Regions from separate parts of the Homo sapiens genome. Here region 2 is linked to region 1. The links are chromatin loops, found by intact Hi-C in ENCODE. Cell type or tissue: endothelial cell of umbilical vein. All regions are shown on one strand.

Region 1 (8,000 bases):
CTGCATTTAAAAATACAGTAAGAATAAGGCTGGGCAAGGTGGCTCATGCCTGTAATCCCAATAATTTGGGAGACAAAGGTAGGAGGATCGCTTGAGGTCAGGAGTTCAAGACCAGCCTGGACAACATAGTGAGACCCCATCTCTACAAAATAACAATTCACTGGGTGTGTTGGTACCCGCCTGTGATTTCCAGCTACTTAGGAGGCTGAGGCAGGAAGACTGCTTGAGCCCAGGAGTTCAAGGCTGCAGTGAGCTGTGGTTGTGCCACTGTACTCCAGCCTAGGAACACTGACTCTTTAAAATAAAAATTTAAAAAGATGAGCATTTAACTATTGTATTGGCAGGTGGCTGAGTCCATCACATACCATTTATATAATTAAATGTTCACATGACACCAGAATCTGTTTTGCAACAAAAAACAAAAATAAGACATGGTCCCTGGTCTGAAGGCTTCCAATCTGAAAGGTAATAAGACACAGGCAATGAAACTATAGGGCTATAAAACTATATTTAAAAAAATTTTTGGCCGGGCGCAGTGGCTCATGCCTGTAATCCCAGCACTTTGGGAGGCCGAGGCGGGCGGATCACGAGGTCAGGAGATCGAGACCATCCTGGCTAACACCGTGAAACCCCATCTCTACTAAAAATACAAAACATTAGCCGGGCGTGGTGGCAGGTGCCTGTAGTCCCAGCTACTCGGGAAGCTGAGGCAGGAGAATGGCGTGAACCCAGGAGGCAGAGTTTGCAGTGAGCCGAGATTGCCACTGCACTGCAGCCTGGGCAACAGTGCAAGACTGTCTCAAAAAAAAAAAATTTATTTTTGCATGAAAAATTTCCAGGACTTTGGTGATAAGCAGCGAAATCAATGCCTTAAGTAGATTTTGAAATGGTATATTAAAAAATGGTACTCATTTGGATACTGTAAGAAAATACTGATTAGGTTTCTGGGATATAATGGACAAATGATTCTCAACTCATGGCAAGAAGATTCCTCCCTGGGTATCAGAATAATTTGAGGTGGAACAAAGAGGCTATGAAGTTTCAGAACAAGGTGGTATTTTCTGCTCTTGCTTTAATTTCCTTTATTGTAAAAATTCAGTTAACATCAAAGAGAGTGTCTTTTTTTTTTTTTAAGGAAGAATGCTTTAAAAAGAGATAAGAGCAGTGCCAACATGAAAACCAAAAAAAAAAAAAAAAACAGTGCAACGGGGTGCCAAAAAAAAGGGGGAAAACATCTGAAATAAGGGGGAAGAGTCAAAGGTAAAAATCACAAAGCAATGGAATAATTAAAAAGATAACAAAAGGTTAACTAGGCAAGTTAGACCAGGGGAAGACTTAATATGAAATTTGTCCTAGGATAAATTATTAAAATATTTAAAGATATAATCTAAAGCTCCTACTGAAATAGAAGATAAATTTAAAACAATTTTGATTAAAAAGAGAAAATATACTGTAAAATATTTATTTAATAAAAATAATTTTATAATCTATACAGAATTGAATAAAAAGTACAACAAATTATTTTCACTTATTTACAAAACTGCATACAGTACAACTTGCACATTGAGTTCAGCATTCTATAAATATGGCCACATACCAAGATGTGAACATATTCTTGTCTTATATAAGAAAAGGCTCAGGTTGTATGCCACAAACTTTGAATTAAATTCCAGGGAAATATTGCTTTGGTAACATGAACAATTTGTACCACATTCCATTAAAAAAAGATTTAATAAAATCCCTCAAACAGCACTTTTCTACTTGTTTCGGAGTACACAATTCCCAAATTAGCACAAACAAAACAAAGCAAAAAAAGAAAAACAGACAGAATGTAAAATGAAGGTTGCTACTTTTATGATATCACTTCCCTTTCCCTTCCTTAGCTAGTGTTCTTTTCCTTTCCCTTAATAGTAAAGGATGGTGAATAGAAAATGACCTATTCTTATCCCCATCCATTTGCTTCTAGGATTCCTGCTTAAACCAAATGAGTATGTCGACTTTGCAATCTTGACACACTATTATTAACACTGTTCAGCTGTGTCATTCTAAAAAAGTTAATACCCCAGTTAAAAGCACCTATCTAGATTCTTTTCAAGATAAGGCAACAAAGTCAGCTTTAAAATAGTTTTCATGTCTGACATATACTAGCAGCCCCTTGGTAGACTGATTTCAGAATTAAATGCATATAGAACATTTTTTCAAGTAACTTGGTAATGAAATCACTAGCAATTTTAAGCAAATATTCAAGATGATCTACCTTTAGAAACAAAGGCAGATTTAAGGTAAAAAAATGCAGGAATCACATCTATCCTAGTTCCTGTCCCATTGAAATAATTGAAAAGAGGCTCAGTTTATGAAAAAGGCCTTGGACTAATGCAATTCCTATTGACATCTTTACTTGGATAAGAAAAACAAATTAATATAAAAACTATAAATAGGGATGAAATTATTAAAAAAAGATTTTTCATTTTATTTTGGAAATAAAAGGGAATACAAATACAAATGGCCTAGTTACATCTTTAGCCTATATATGAACTTTTAATCTTGGAATTAATAGTCCTTCATATTGAAGATTTAAAGACAAGCAAGCGTACCTTAAGCTTTCTTAAGTCTCTTCATTTAGCAGGCTTCAAAACTTGCCTTATTTTCTAACTAAATGAGCTTCTCTGGGAAGCATATGAATAATGCAAAAACGTACTTCTAAACAAATTTTACAGAAATAAATAATCGTCACAATGGGAACCAAGAACATTCATATGATGAATTTTTTTAAAATAACTTAAAATTAGAAATGATACGTACACCTTAAAATACAGAACACTAAACCAGAACAAATATTGCCAGTGATAGAATAACTATGTAGAAAGACCAATGTACATGAGTAACACAGAAATAAGAATTAAATTGAATAGAGGCAGATGCTGTTAGAACATATTTCCATCCATCATGACTTGCAACATTTTGTGGCCTCTGTGGAGCCCTGGTCCCACCAGGCCAAGCATCTGGCTAAGTAGATACAGACATATGTGACCTATAAAACACCAAACTCACTTGCTAATGAAGTATACAACACCATGTGCTGCTTTGATTGCTCTTGACTGGTTTTTAAAATCAAGTTCACTTTTGAATCAGAAAAAAAGTCATCCTTAAATTAGCTCTCATAAATAATCCATGAAATAAACTTTACTTCTGGCTCCTCTGAATAGTATCATGTTATTCCCGGAACACAAGGTATTAGTCAAGTGGCTGCTGTGAAGTCAAGAAATGCACATTCATAAATATATGTCTACGCTTTAAAAAATCAAACACATCCAGGCAGTTGCTGTGCAGAGTTCTTGCTATAAGAAGAAGCCCTTCAGCAGTATATTATGAAGTGGTTACTTGAGAACTTGATTGTGGATCTTCCAGCTTTCTACATTTCTTCATAACACTGACTGCACCACTGGCCAGGAAAACCACAGCGATGAGTGCAAAATAACTGGCATAGATCAAAAACTAGAAGGGGGAAAAGCAGTTTATTGAATTATCAATGACAAGAGGATTACTCTATAATAAAGTATATTCAGAATTTGTCCATAAAGCCTCAAAAAATATTGCATACTTACACCACGTGCCAGACCCTGAAGACACAAAGCAGCATCACAGCACGGTGGTACTAAATAAAGCCTGACTGCCTGAGTGTGAATCCTGACTTCATCCCTTACAAGCTGCGTGAACTTGATTGAGATACTTCATCTCTGAGCCCTTCTTCACTTACAAAATGGAATTCATAGTAGTTCTCACTTTACAGCGATGTTGGTACCCATCAGTGAGATCATAAATGCTTATTAGCACAATGCTAATGCTGTTAGTATTACTTTTATTGTTGTTGCTGTTATTGTTATAATTCAGTCCTGGTCTCTGCCTTCAAGCTGATAGGTGGGTACAAATAGGCCAAATTCTGAAGATCAAGAACTTCTCTATTTTTCCCCAGAAGAGGGCAGCGGCAGGTCAACTATATTCCATTACAGGATTACTTAATGTAAGAATTCTTCCCTAAGACAATTTTTTTTTTTTAAGTTCTGGGGTACATGTGCAGAATGTGCAGATTTGTTATATAGGTATACGTGTGCCATGGTGGTTTGCTGCACCTATCAACCCATCATCTAGGTTTTAAGCCCTGCATACATTAGGTATTTGTCCTAATGCTCTCCCTTCCCTTGCCTCCCACCCCCCAACAGGCCCCAATGTGTGTTGTTCCCCTCCCTGTGTCCATGTGTTCTCATTGTCCAACACCGACTTATGAGTGAGAACATGCAGTGTTTGGTTTTCTGTTCCTGTGTTAGTTTGCGGCGGATGATGCCCTAAGCGAAATTTTAATGTGACTATATGGTTTATTAACATCATCATCATCATCATCTTCTTAAAATAACATACTAAATACTTACAAACTGGTTCAAAAGTACAATGAGAGTATGGCCTTAAATCACTGAGCCAGTTTCTTTCAATGTTGGCTACACTTCTGCAGGAAGCCATTAATCAATCATGGCAGTTAGGGTTTCAGCACCACCCATAAAATCCTATTATTCCACGTGTTTAAATCCACCATTTCTATAAGAATCTGCTGACAAATTTCCACTTCCAATGACAGCCATGTTTCCCTCAACTGTAATAGTCCTGGGAACTCTCCCTTATACAGGGAGGATGGCAAGCACTTAAGTTTCTCTCCTACTTTCCATCCTGAAATAAGTTTTGGGGTTAGATGTTGGTTTAACTCTAAGCTCTGGAACACTACTAGTGATGGTATGGACAAGTCACTTAACATCTCTCAGACTCATCTTCTTCATGTCTAATACAGCAACCCTACAAATCCTATATAAAGCACTTGACACGTAGAGGCACTCAATGCACATTGTCTATTATTACTATTTCTCTCTTAGATCGCTTCAGTAAAAACAAAGTTAATTACGGCTAATATGTTGGGAAGAAATCATTTGGGTTGGGATGGGGGTGGGAGTAAATACTTCTTGATTCATTCAGTTGCCCATTTTACCAAAGTACAAAACAAGATATACTTAAAACTCACAATGCATGAAGGCATATACAACTATACAATTCCTGAACGTAAAAAGTATTCACATTGTTGTTGGGTGTTGGTGCAAGTTTCTCAATAGTCATAAGTTACAAATCATAATGTTGTTCATCAGCAGCAAGGCATTACCGTGGTATTTGGGTGAGGGGTGTTTTAAATAAAGAAGGGAGGAGACTTAAAGAGTTGTGAGATGAAGCAGGGAATCTCAAACATGGGATACAGTATTCCAAGCATAGATTTAAGTATAGAGGGAAATAATGGATGAGGAAGCAGAAGGTCTTGGTCTGTAAGGAATCAATATTACCTCTCAGCTGAAACAGCCCCATTGGGCTGATGAGTTACACTCGGGAATGTTCTAAGACCTGACAATCCCAACACCCTCCCAGGAGAAAAGAACTAAGGATAGGGGAGAAGATGTTGAATGAAGGAAGGAGGGTATGCTTTTACTTTACATCTGTTCCCTATTGTTTGGATTTGTTTTCATTAAGCATACATATACTTCTGTCACCCTGATCAAGTCACACATACTACCTTCGATGCCAAAGGAGAGATCTTACCTGAGTGGTAATTTCTAATCCAAGGCCACTGGCATCTACCACAATTAGAGTGAGCAGCGTCTGCAGTGCCAGGGCAATGAAGGTATTTACACCAAATACTAGGGCATAGCGTTCCATGCTGAGGTTTGCAGCAATTTGAAAACTTAAAAAAAAATAAAAGAGTGAATAAATAAGAATTACTTCTGGAGTACTTATAATATTTATTCTAAATAAAAGTAAACATTTATCTTTAAACATGAAGAGTCCTTCTTTCTACTGTCAATTGCCTTTCCAACCAAATGAAAACATTCTGCAACTAAATGATATAAATCTCATGCAAACATCTGAAAACAGTAGGAACATACAAACATGGGAATAAACAAAACTTGCCTAAATGCTTCCTCAGGAGAAAAACTGATAATGCACATATAATACAATGCTTCCTCCCATTTGCCTCATTTAACTAGAAACTTGAATATTTTGGTTTGTAAAGAAACCAAAAAATTTATCCTGTTACAATTTTTCCTAAGGCTTCTATGAGCCAAAATACATACGTTGCTATCGTGATGAGTAACATGTAGATGATTCTGAAGACAACATAGGATGCATAGCACACCCAAATGTTACCCACAGTGTCCATGATATACACTGCAGCAGCAATCAGGAGAGAAAAGAGAGATAATGTCATTTCTCCCCAAGTTGACCAGGATATTTTTATATAACCAACTGCAAACACAGCAACAGCACCTACAGAACAAACAAAAAAAATCCAATTATTTTGCTACACAAATGCTGTTGCAATAAATTAAAAACTCAGCTTAGATTATTAAATTTTAAAATCTGCAAACTTATAAACAGAATAGCTCAAGATTATGGAGGGCCTTGAAACTCACACAGAAATTTCTGAACTTGATGGAATCAATAAAATGGAGCCACTGAGATGACAGACTGAATTAGGAGAGGTGGCAATGAGATGAAAATGCAGGACAAAGACACAGGGACATTGCTAAGGAAAAAAAATGCTGCAGCTGAAGCAGAGGCAAGAGTCAAAAAGAACCATAGCTTCTAATTTGGCATCATGGCAGGATGAGTCATCTCTCCTTCAAACCAAGGAGCAGTCTAGAACATGGCAAAAGGGCTTCTCTGCCTTTTGGTAAAACAGTGATGATGATAAGGATAGCTAAAATCTATGAAGTGTTTTCTGAGGGCCAAGACAGATAATAAGTGTTTACAGAAATCATATAACACCATCCAACAACCTCAGGAGGTAGGTCAACAAATTAGAAATGAACAATAGAGTAAGATGGTCAAATACACAGGCTCTGAAGCCATCCTGCCTGAGTTCAAGTCTTGACTTTACTACTTACCATCCATATGACCTTGAGCAAGTTATTAACCTACCAGTCCCAAGTTTCCATTGCAAAATGGGGATAAATTCTACCTATCTCAGGAATTTTGTGAGGATTGAGTTAATGTATATAATGTCCATAGAACAGTACCTAGCACATATTAACATTCAACAAATATTAGATACTATTGTTATAAACTATTATATATTGCCATTCAAAATTTCACATCAAGTGACAAAACTACCCAGTAAATACAGAGATAATGGAAACTTGGATAAACAATCTTGAAAATTATTATATTAGGTTTACTCAAAGCTTATAAAAAAATTCCAGTTTGTTAGTCATAGTCCTGCTCCACTTGAGTACTTCTAAGTTGTCCTCCTAAATTGTAAAATCTAGCTCAAAATAATCATTTTTTGAGGCTATTTCAAATTTGGGAGGGGTGAATAAATCTGATTATGGCTGGCTTAACTACCAGAGGAATCCCTCCCCCACCACGACCCTCTATTATCCTGCATTGCTTACCCAGTAAGGTTGAAACGGCCTCCACGCCACCATTATAGATAGCAGCATAGCGAGAAGGCATCACTTTCTCCCACAGGCCCTGTGTGTAGTTCACAACTTGAAAATAGCCACAGGTAGAGAGGGCCCACCACACAGACCAGCAGAGAAGAGGGCGAGAGGAGTAGCACATCAGGAAATCATTCCATAGTACTTTCAATACAAGGAGACGGTCTGGCTTGGGTTCCTACATAGCAAAAGGGAACAATGCTCAAACTCTGATGAAGGCAATTATATAGAAAGCAATTTACAGGCCCAATTACTTACCTAACAGACTTTTTTCCTTGTGAAAACTAACTGCTTACTTCATAAACTTATTAACAAATACATTTATCCCCTCTGGCGAAAAATATGTTCTCATAGGATTTTTGCTTTAAATGCACTATAGCATTAACACAGCTGTATGTAATCAACCCAGCAAAAGATGTACTGTTTACAAAATGAAGATGATGAAAAGAGACCGCAGGCTTCAGCCAATGGGAG
Region 2 (8,000 bases), 80 kb after region 1:
AGTGCCATTCTCCAGAGCTAGGGCAGTAAGATTGAACTCTTCTTCTTCCTGATTCAATGATGAGTTTCGGAATGACCTGATTCCTAATGCTGCAGCCAGTCTGTTCTGGTAATCATAGTCAGCATCACTCTCTTCATCTTCAGGTTCTAAACGATCATGCATTTTCCGTGTAGCCATGACTGTAGATTCTGGAGGTTCAAAAATCTCATATGAGTCTTCATCATCATCTGGGATACATTTAACATCCCTGAATTTCAGCCTCAGCTTTTTGCTTCTTGGACTAGAATTCATGGAAGTTAACATCCAAGTTCCTACAGAAGAGAGACAGACAGAAGAGAGATCTGGAAGTCTGGGAAAAGACATGAAAACACAATAATCCATTGTGGCAGGTAATTTCTAATAAACTTTCGTCAGGAATATTCAAGTATGGGCTGTGGACCACTGCTTGTCTGTGACCTATTGATTACTGGGTCAAAATAACACAAGGAGAGAAAAATGAGAATGAAATATTTAGTAAACTTTTGTTTTTCTAAAGCAATTTGACATTGCTGTGACTCTAAGCACATGACCAGTGCGTTCATCTCGCTTAACAGAATAAAAAACAAAAGTGTTGCTTAGTGGAGATTAGAGGGGAAAAAAGGTCTTTCAGCACAGATAGTTGCTCACTATTTTAAAATATATTAAGAAAGGGATGAATCAAGAATAAAATGGACTTTTAATATCATAAATATCCTAACAGCACATCTTGTCTTAGAATTAAAGGGATGGTGATGAGCTCTATCCCCACAAATAAGAGACATTTAGATGTTTCTAAGTAATAATTCACGAGGACAATTTTGAATCTCTGAAATGGCATGCATTGCTGGAACATCAAAGATTTCTTGGTGAGTCTCCAATAGTTACCATTGTTGGTGTCTACTGAGTGCTAGGCACTTGGCGCATATTACTATTTTAATGGTCAAAGTAACTCTGTGAGATGTGATTACACTGTTTTCCAGATAAATGACTTGTGGCTCAGTGTGGCCAAGTAACTTGTGTAAGGTTACACAGCAATCGATTGGCAGATCAGGACTTGCATTCCAGTCTGACAAACTCCAAAGCTGTTGCTGAAGCAGCCTTTAAGGCACTGTACCTGATGATTGAAGATGACTGTTGCAAAAAACCGAATAGGGCATTTTGATAAAAGAAATGCTCTTTTGTGGCCAAAATATTTATGCTTCTTCCTCAGAGTTATGCCTTATTTTTCTGCTGTTGTATATTTTTACTTCCTACTTTGCCCAGAGAAGGAAAAATATAACCCACACTAAAGAACTGGATCCATTTAAGTCATTAATTTCTCAAAGAGAAATCATGAGAAACATTGAAAGAAAAGCCTGCAGGGGGTCAGGGAGATACATAGAGGAGCACTGGTAGCCTGGAGAGTTGCAGCAGACCTTTATAGACCAGAAATTCAAAGCAAGCTTCCTCTGTGAGTGTCCAGACTCTTACTCACCAACATTATCCATTGTGACCGTCACAGATTCTCCACGCATGGGGAAGAGGGTCAAGGTGTCCTCATGCCTCTTTCCATAGATGAATGAGTGCCCAGTGAAGTGGATGGTCAAAATTTCATTCTGGGTCCCCACACTACAGAAGTGCCACTGGACAGTGTCATCAAAGCAGAATCCAAGAGTAGTTATGCTCTCAGGCACATAGCCATTGATAGCTGAAAGTGTAAAATCTGTTAAAATTCCAAGTCTATGCCAACAAAAGGGCATGTGTCTAATTATACCTAAGATAAATGTCTCCATGTTAATTTGGTTGTGTCAAAGCAGTGATTATCCAAGATAAGCTTTATCTAGTCTAACATGTGACTAGAAGATCAAACTCAGAATTTTCAAATGAGAGATTATTCTCCTAAATTAGCCAAAGGAGAAATCTCAGGAAAAAGATAAAGCCTTCCATTTACATTGATTTAGTCATTCATCAAATGTATAGTAAATATTTTGTGCTCCATTCTCTGCCTTTAAAGATATTCTAATAATTCCACTTGGAGGAAAAGCATAATATAAGAAATTCATCTTTTTGATATATTAGTCATTGGGTAAGAAGTAATGTCCCTAAAAATAAAGCCCATTTAGCATATTTTATAGTTTTTATTGCTGTCTTATAATCTACATAGTATTCACAGTTTCCATTTGAGTATCCAGTTCATACATTTCATTATTGTTAAAAGGGACACTGCTGTAGGCAATATTTTTATTTACTTATGTACTAAGCATAGTAAAAAACCAAAGGTATGATTTCTACAAGGGCAGGGCTCATGTCTACCTCGATTACCACTCTTAGCCTTAGTACCAGTATAATGACTGGCATTAACAAATATTTAAATACCTACTTAAATCACTTAAGTGACTTTAATAATTTACATGATGTATTATTAGTTTATACCTCATTCTAGATGTTTTTCTAAATGGTCTATAACTGCATTGTTCAATATGGTAGCCACTGGCTACAAGTGGTTATCGAGCACTTGAAATATGGGTAGACTGGACTGAGATATGCTGTGAGTATAAAATATACATTGAATTTCAAAGACTTAGTAATAAAGTAAGTCTCATTAATTTTTATATTGGTTACATGTTGAAATGATAATATTCAGGATATACTGAGTTAAGTAAAACATATTACTAAAATTAATGTCACCTATTTCTCTTTACTTTTTAATGTTGCTATCAGAAAATTTTAAATTACGCATGTAGCTCATACGTAGTTTCTATTGGACAGCACTGGTCTAGAACTATGATAGATTCACTGCCAAAAGGAAGTTATGCAAAGAAAGCTGAGAGTAATTTTCTGTTTGAATTATTTGACCTGGCACCTGTCAGCTCTGATAATCCCTAGCTGTCAGTCATCTGAAGCTATATGAACAGAACATGCAGAAATCATCCTCACATGTGTGATTACCTACTAGAGAAGGTGATTACCATGACTCTAGACTCTGAGGATCAGTAGGGGGACCCTGGCTGTTGTGGAGAAGTTTGCTTCCAGCTGGCTCAGTGACATTTCTCTCAGACTGCCATGGCAGTGCTTTTGGCCACTGAACTTTAGAACTGCAGCAAATGCCGGAACCCTCATTCAGGGAATTCCTTTTGTTCTGAAAATCTTACTGATCACTTGAAATGTCTTCATGCATGCCTTTCCAAGACTCTTGGGTCCCTATACTCATTTTGCTCTACTTTGATGTGTCAATCCATCTTTGGATTACTTGCCTTCTTTCTGTCCTAGCCATATATTCACCCTGAACTCAGTCTAGGATACTATTGACATGGACTATAACACCTTCCATTAGTCCTACTCTCTCACCCTTTTCCTCACCACGCAGAGTATGTCTGTGTACACACACACACACACACACACACACACGCTTGGAATAGAAGATCAAACGCATTTCTAAGGATGTGAGCCTTTGACCTCTTGCTTAAAAATGTTGCTATGATGTCACCCACGGATTTCATCACCAAGTCTTTGGACTGGAAGTGAGGATTGGAGGTGCCCCTTAGCGAGTAGATTTTAATCCATGTCTCTGACTCTAGGCACAGTCATATTTCAACCACAGGAATGAAAAACTGATGAACAAAAATAGTACTCTGACTTACTGCTCATGATGTTTGATTCATAAAACTTGGGGTCATCACGTTTCACCTCATCAGGATTTTCACAAAACTTGTTGATGTTGTCCTCAAGGTACCAGCTTTTGTTCTCATCAAACACAGCAAACACAGCCTGCTGTTCGATGTCTGCTGCCCTCTGGAGGACAAAACAGTATAGTACTGGTACAAGAACAGACGCATAGACCAATGGAACAGAATAGAGAACTCAGAAATAAGGCTGCGCACCTACAACTATCTGATCTGTGACAAAAGCAAGCAATAGGGAAAGGATTCTCTATTCCATAAATGGTTCTGGGAAAACTGGCTAGCCGTAGGCAGAAAATTGAAACTGGACCCCTTTCTTACATCATATACAAAAATTAACTCAAGATGGATTAAAGACTTAAATGTAGGCCTGGCGCGGTGGCTCACGCCTGTAATACCAGCACTTTGGGAGGCCAAGGCGGGTGGATCACCTGAGGTCAGGAGTTGAAGACCAGTCTGGTCAACATGGCAAAACCCGTCTCTACTAAAAAAAAAAAAAAAAAGAAAAGAAAAGAAAAGAAAAGAAAATTAGCCAGGCATCGTGGCTTATGCCTGTAATCCCAGCTACTCGGGAGGCCGAGGGGCCGAGGCAGGAGAATCACCTGAACATGGGAGGCAGAGGTTGCAGTGAGCTGAGATCGTACCACTGCACTCCAGCCTGGGCAACAGAACGAGACTCCATCTCAAAAATAACAGAAACAAACAAACAAAAAACAACAACAACACACTTAAACGTAAAACCCCAAACTACAAAAACCCTGGAAGACAACCTAGGCAATATTATTTGGGACATAGGGATGGGCAAAGCTTTCATGACGAACATGCCAAAAGCAATAGCAACAAAAGCAAAAATTGTCAAATGGGATTTAATTGAAATAAAGAGCTCCTGCACAGCAAAAGAAACTATCAAGAGAGTAAACAGACAACATTCAGAATGGGAGAAAATTTTTGCAAACTATGCATCTGGCAAAGGTCTAATATGGAGCATTTATAAGGAACTTAAATTTACAAGAAAAAAACAAACAGCCCCATTAAAAAGTAGGCCAAGGACAGGAACAGACACTTTTCAAAAGAAGACACACATGTGGCCAAAGAGCATATGAAAAAAACGCTCAACATCACTGATCATTAGAGAAATGCAAATCAAAACCACAATGAGATACCATCTCGCACCAATAAGAATGGCTATTATTAAAAAGTCAAAAACTAACAGATGTTGGCAAGGTTGTGGAGAAAAAGGAACACTTATACACTCTTGGTGGGAGTGTAAATTAGTTCAACCATTGTGGAAGATACCATGGTGAGTCCTCAAAGACCTAAAGTCAGAAATACCTTTGAACCCAGCAATTCCATTACTTGGTATGTACCCAAAGGAATATAAATCATTCTGTTATAAAGACACATGCATGCGTATGTTCATTTTCGCACTCTTCACAATAGCAAAGACATGAAATCAACCCAAATGCCCATCAATGACAGACTGGATGAAGAAAATATGGTACATATACACCATAGAATACTATGTGACCATCAAAAAGAACAAGATTATGTCCTTTGCAGGGACATGGATGGAGCTGGAGGCCATTATTCTAAGCAAGTTAACGCAAGAACAGAAAACCACATACTGCATGTTTTCACTTACAAGTGAAAGCTAAATTATGAGAACACATGGACACATAGAAGGGAACAATACATACTGGGGCCTATCAGAGGATGGAGGGTGGAAAGAGGGAGAGGATCAGAAAAAATAACTAATGGATACTAGGCTTAATACCTGGGTGATGAAGTAGTAAGTACAACAGACCTCCATGACACATGTTTACCTATGTAACAAACCTGCACATCCTGCACATAAGTACCCCTGAACTTAAGAGTAAAAAAAAAAGAAAAAAAAGTGCTGTATTCAGTCATTAACATTGCAGCAAATTATCTACACCACTGAGTTCTCAGAAACCAAAGTGACATAGTTCTTGGAACTACTGAAGCCATATAATTCAGGCATTTATGAGAGTCCATTGTGTACACAGCACTTGTTAGAGCTAAAGGTAATATGCAAAAGCAAACAGAACAGATAAGAAAATTCAGAGATTAAAATATCCCAAAAGAGCCGGGCACAGTGGCTCACACCTGTAATACCAGCACTTTGGGAGGCTGAGGCAGGTGGAACACCTTAGGTCAGGAGTTCGAGACCAGCCTAGCCAACATGGTGAAACCCTGTCTCTACTAAAAAATACAAAAATTACATGGGGGTGGTGGCGGGCGCCTGTAATCCCAGCTACTCAAGAGACTGAGGCAGGAGAATCACTTGAACCCAGGAGGCAGAGGTTGCAGTGATCTAAAATGGTGCCACTGCTCTCCAGCCTGGGTGACAGAGTGAGACTCTGTCTCAAAAGAAAAAAAAAAAAAAAACAAATCCCAAAAGAAAAATCTCATTTCGCTATGGCAGCTGAAAGTCTGTCTATCTCTGTAATTGCACACCTTTCAACATGAATGATTGACTGAATATGCTCTGAATAAGTGCAAAGGATGAAAGAGAAGGTTGCAATAGAAAAGCCTTATGCTTCTACTACCTGTTTCCTTTCCTAGCTCAATAAATCAGGATCTTCCATATGTCCAGAAATTCATTTCTGCTTTTTCTAGGCATATGTTTATTTTGTATGCCTTGAGATAAGACCTCTTTGGTTACAGTTTAGCATAATTGGGAATTTTAGTTTAATAATATGAGACTACAATTCTTCAATGAAGACAAACTCAGAAATTCAGTATCTTTGTTCACATTCTTCTGTATACTTTAGTCTCAACAGAGATGGGCCATAATCTGGGTCCAATTTCACTAGGAACTATGTCTCTAAATTTGGTTGCTTTCAGAGAATCTCTCCTCTGTCTCCCTATTGCAGGTCTCTAAAAATAGCAAAGACTGGTAAAGAGCTTTATACTTTTACCAGATGGTATCTCACTGAACCCCCAAACAGACCTGTAACATTTTTAGGAGGGTTATTACCCATTTGATAAAAGGAAGAAATTAGGAAAGGCTAATCAACTTGCTCAACACATCCAATACCAACAGACCTGGAATTTGAAACTAAGACAAAATATGTTATCACACTCTAGACTTGCCTTCGGCAGTGATGGTACTGATAAAAATAGACAAGACAAAAAAAAAAAAAGAATAAATGTTATCACACTGGTGCTAAAAAGGACTACTTGACAATTACTGTTCTCTTGAAGGAAATGCCCCATTATTTAGCCAGGAGACCTAACATGTTCTAGCCAGAAGAAATTCTCAGAATTTCTGAAAGGTTACTTCAAGGACAAAATACCTGTATTCCTCGCCTGTCCAGGGATCTGCTCTTACAGATTAGAAGTAGTCCTATTAGCCCAGAGGCGATGTCTCTCATGATGTCCACGTCACTGTAGTATGGTCTTGTTAAGCACTGGGCATCATTTTCTGTGGGTTCATCAAACTCTAAGATGTTCCACTTATAAGTATAGGTTTCCCCTGGTTGAACTGCTCTGATCATGGTGTTGTTCCTGCCTGAAAGAAAATATATTCAAAATTGTTTTCATTTGCAAAGTTATTTCATGATAATAAATAAATAAATAAGCTTTCGCTGGAACCAATTAATATTGCAAAAGGAATTCTTTTATTTTTATTTTTTTTAAATTATACTTTAAGTTCTAGGGTACATGTGCACAACGTGCAGGTTTGTTACATATGTATACATGTGTCATGTTGGTGTGCTGCACCCATTAACTTGTCATTAACATTAGGTATATCTCCTAATGCTATCCCTCCCCCCGCCCCCCACCCCCCCCCCCCGACAGGCCCCGGTGTGTGATGTTCCCCATCCTGTGTCTAAATGTTCTCATTGTTCAATTGAATTCTTTAAATATTCTACTTGGAACCTGGATAACATGTAGCCATTAGATAATGCTCCACTAGAGGCCACTATGACACTAATAAAAGACACCATATTTTGTTACCACTAAGAGACAAAACTCCTGAAGTGAGAAGGGTTTGGCTGTGATTTTTAGGATACTCCTACATGTATACTACCTGACTGCAGTAGTGACACCACCGGGCAAGGAGAATAGCAGAAAAATGTGGCAGCCTCTCAGAAGTTACTAGTTGGATTCAGTAGAAGTGAAAGATTCAAACCTGAGGTGAAAGAAGAGTTGACTTCATCTTCATAAGGCGAGAAGGTCACTCCATGAGGGTAAATGCTATAGGGGCGGCTGGCCATATTTTTGAACACGATCTACAAAGTTAAATCAAATTTATTCTAGGATTTAAGGTTGATCATGACAAATAATATAAGATAC

What was found. Peaks named below come from ENCODE experiments on the same cell type or tissue, not always from the same donor. Only the 100,000 strongest peaks of a DNase experiment are listed, where the experiment ranks them.
Region 2: a loop joins it to region 1, with 19 times the contacts of the local background. A loop is called at or near these places in 91 of 110 quality-filtered maps.

The regions. Positions count from the first base shown.
Region 1 is chr1:169,462,483-169,470,482 of GRCh38, forward strand. SLC19A2 (solute carrier family 19 member 2) reads right to left here. Exons shown (of 6, transcript NM_006996.3): 3 at 7,482-7,704; 4 at 6,162-6,354; 5 at 5,629-5,770; 6 at 1,427-3,495. The coding sequence ends at 3,367. Among named protein-coding and RNA genes, the nearest start is that of SLC19A2, 19 kb to the right of the region's middle. In endothelial cell of umbilical vein, no CTCF peak of the experiment used is centred here; a DNase peak (open chromatin) is centred at 3,959.
Region 2 is chr1:169,542,804-169,550,803 of GRCh38, forward strand. F5 (coagulation factor V) reads right to left here. Exons shown (of 25, transcript NM_000130.5): 9 at 7,837-7,936; 10 at 6,998-7,212; 11 at 3,639-3,789; 12 at 1,493-1,705; 13 at 1-311. Among named protein-coding and RNA genes, the nearest start is that of F5, 40 kb to the right of the region's middle. In endothelial cell of umbilical vein, CTCF peaks have their summits at 3,796 (motif pointing left) and 7,637 (motif pointing right); DNase peaks (open chromatin) are centred at 3,758 and 7,648.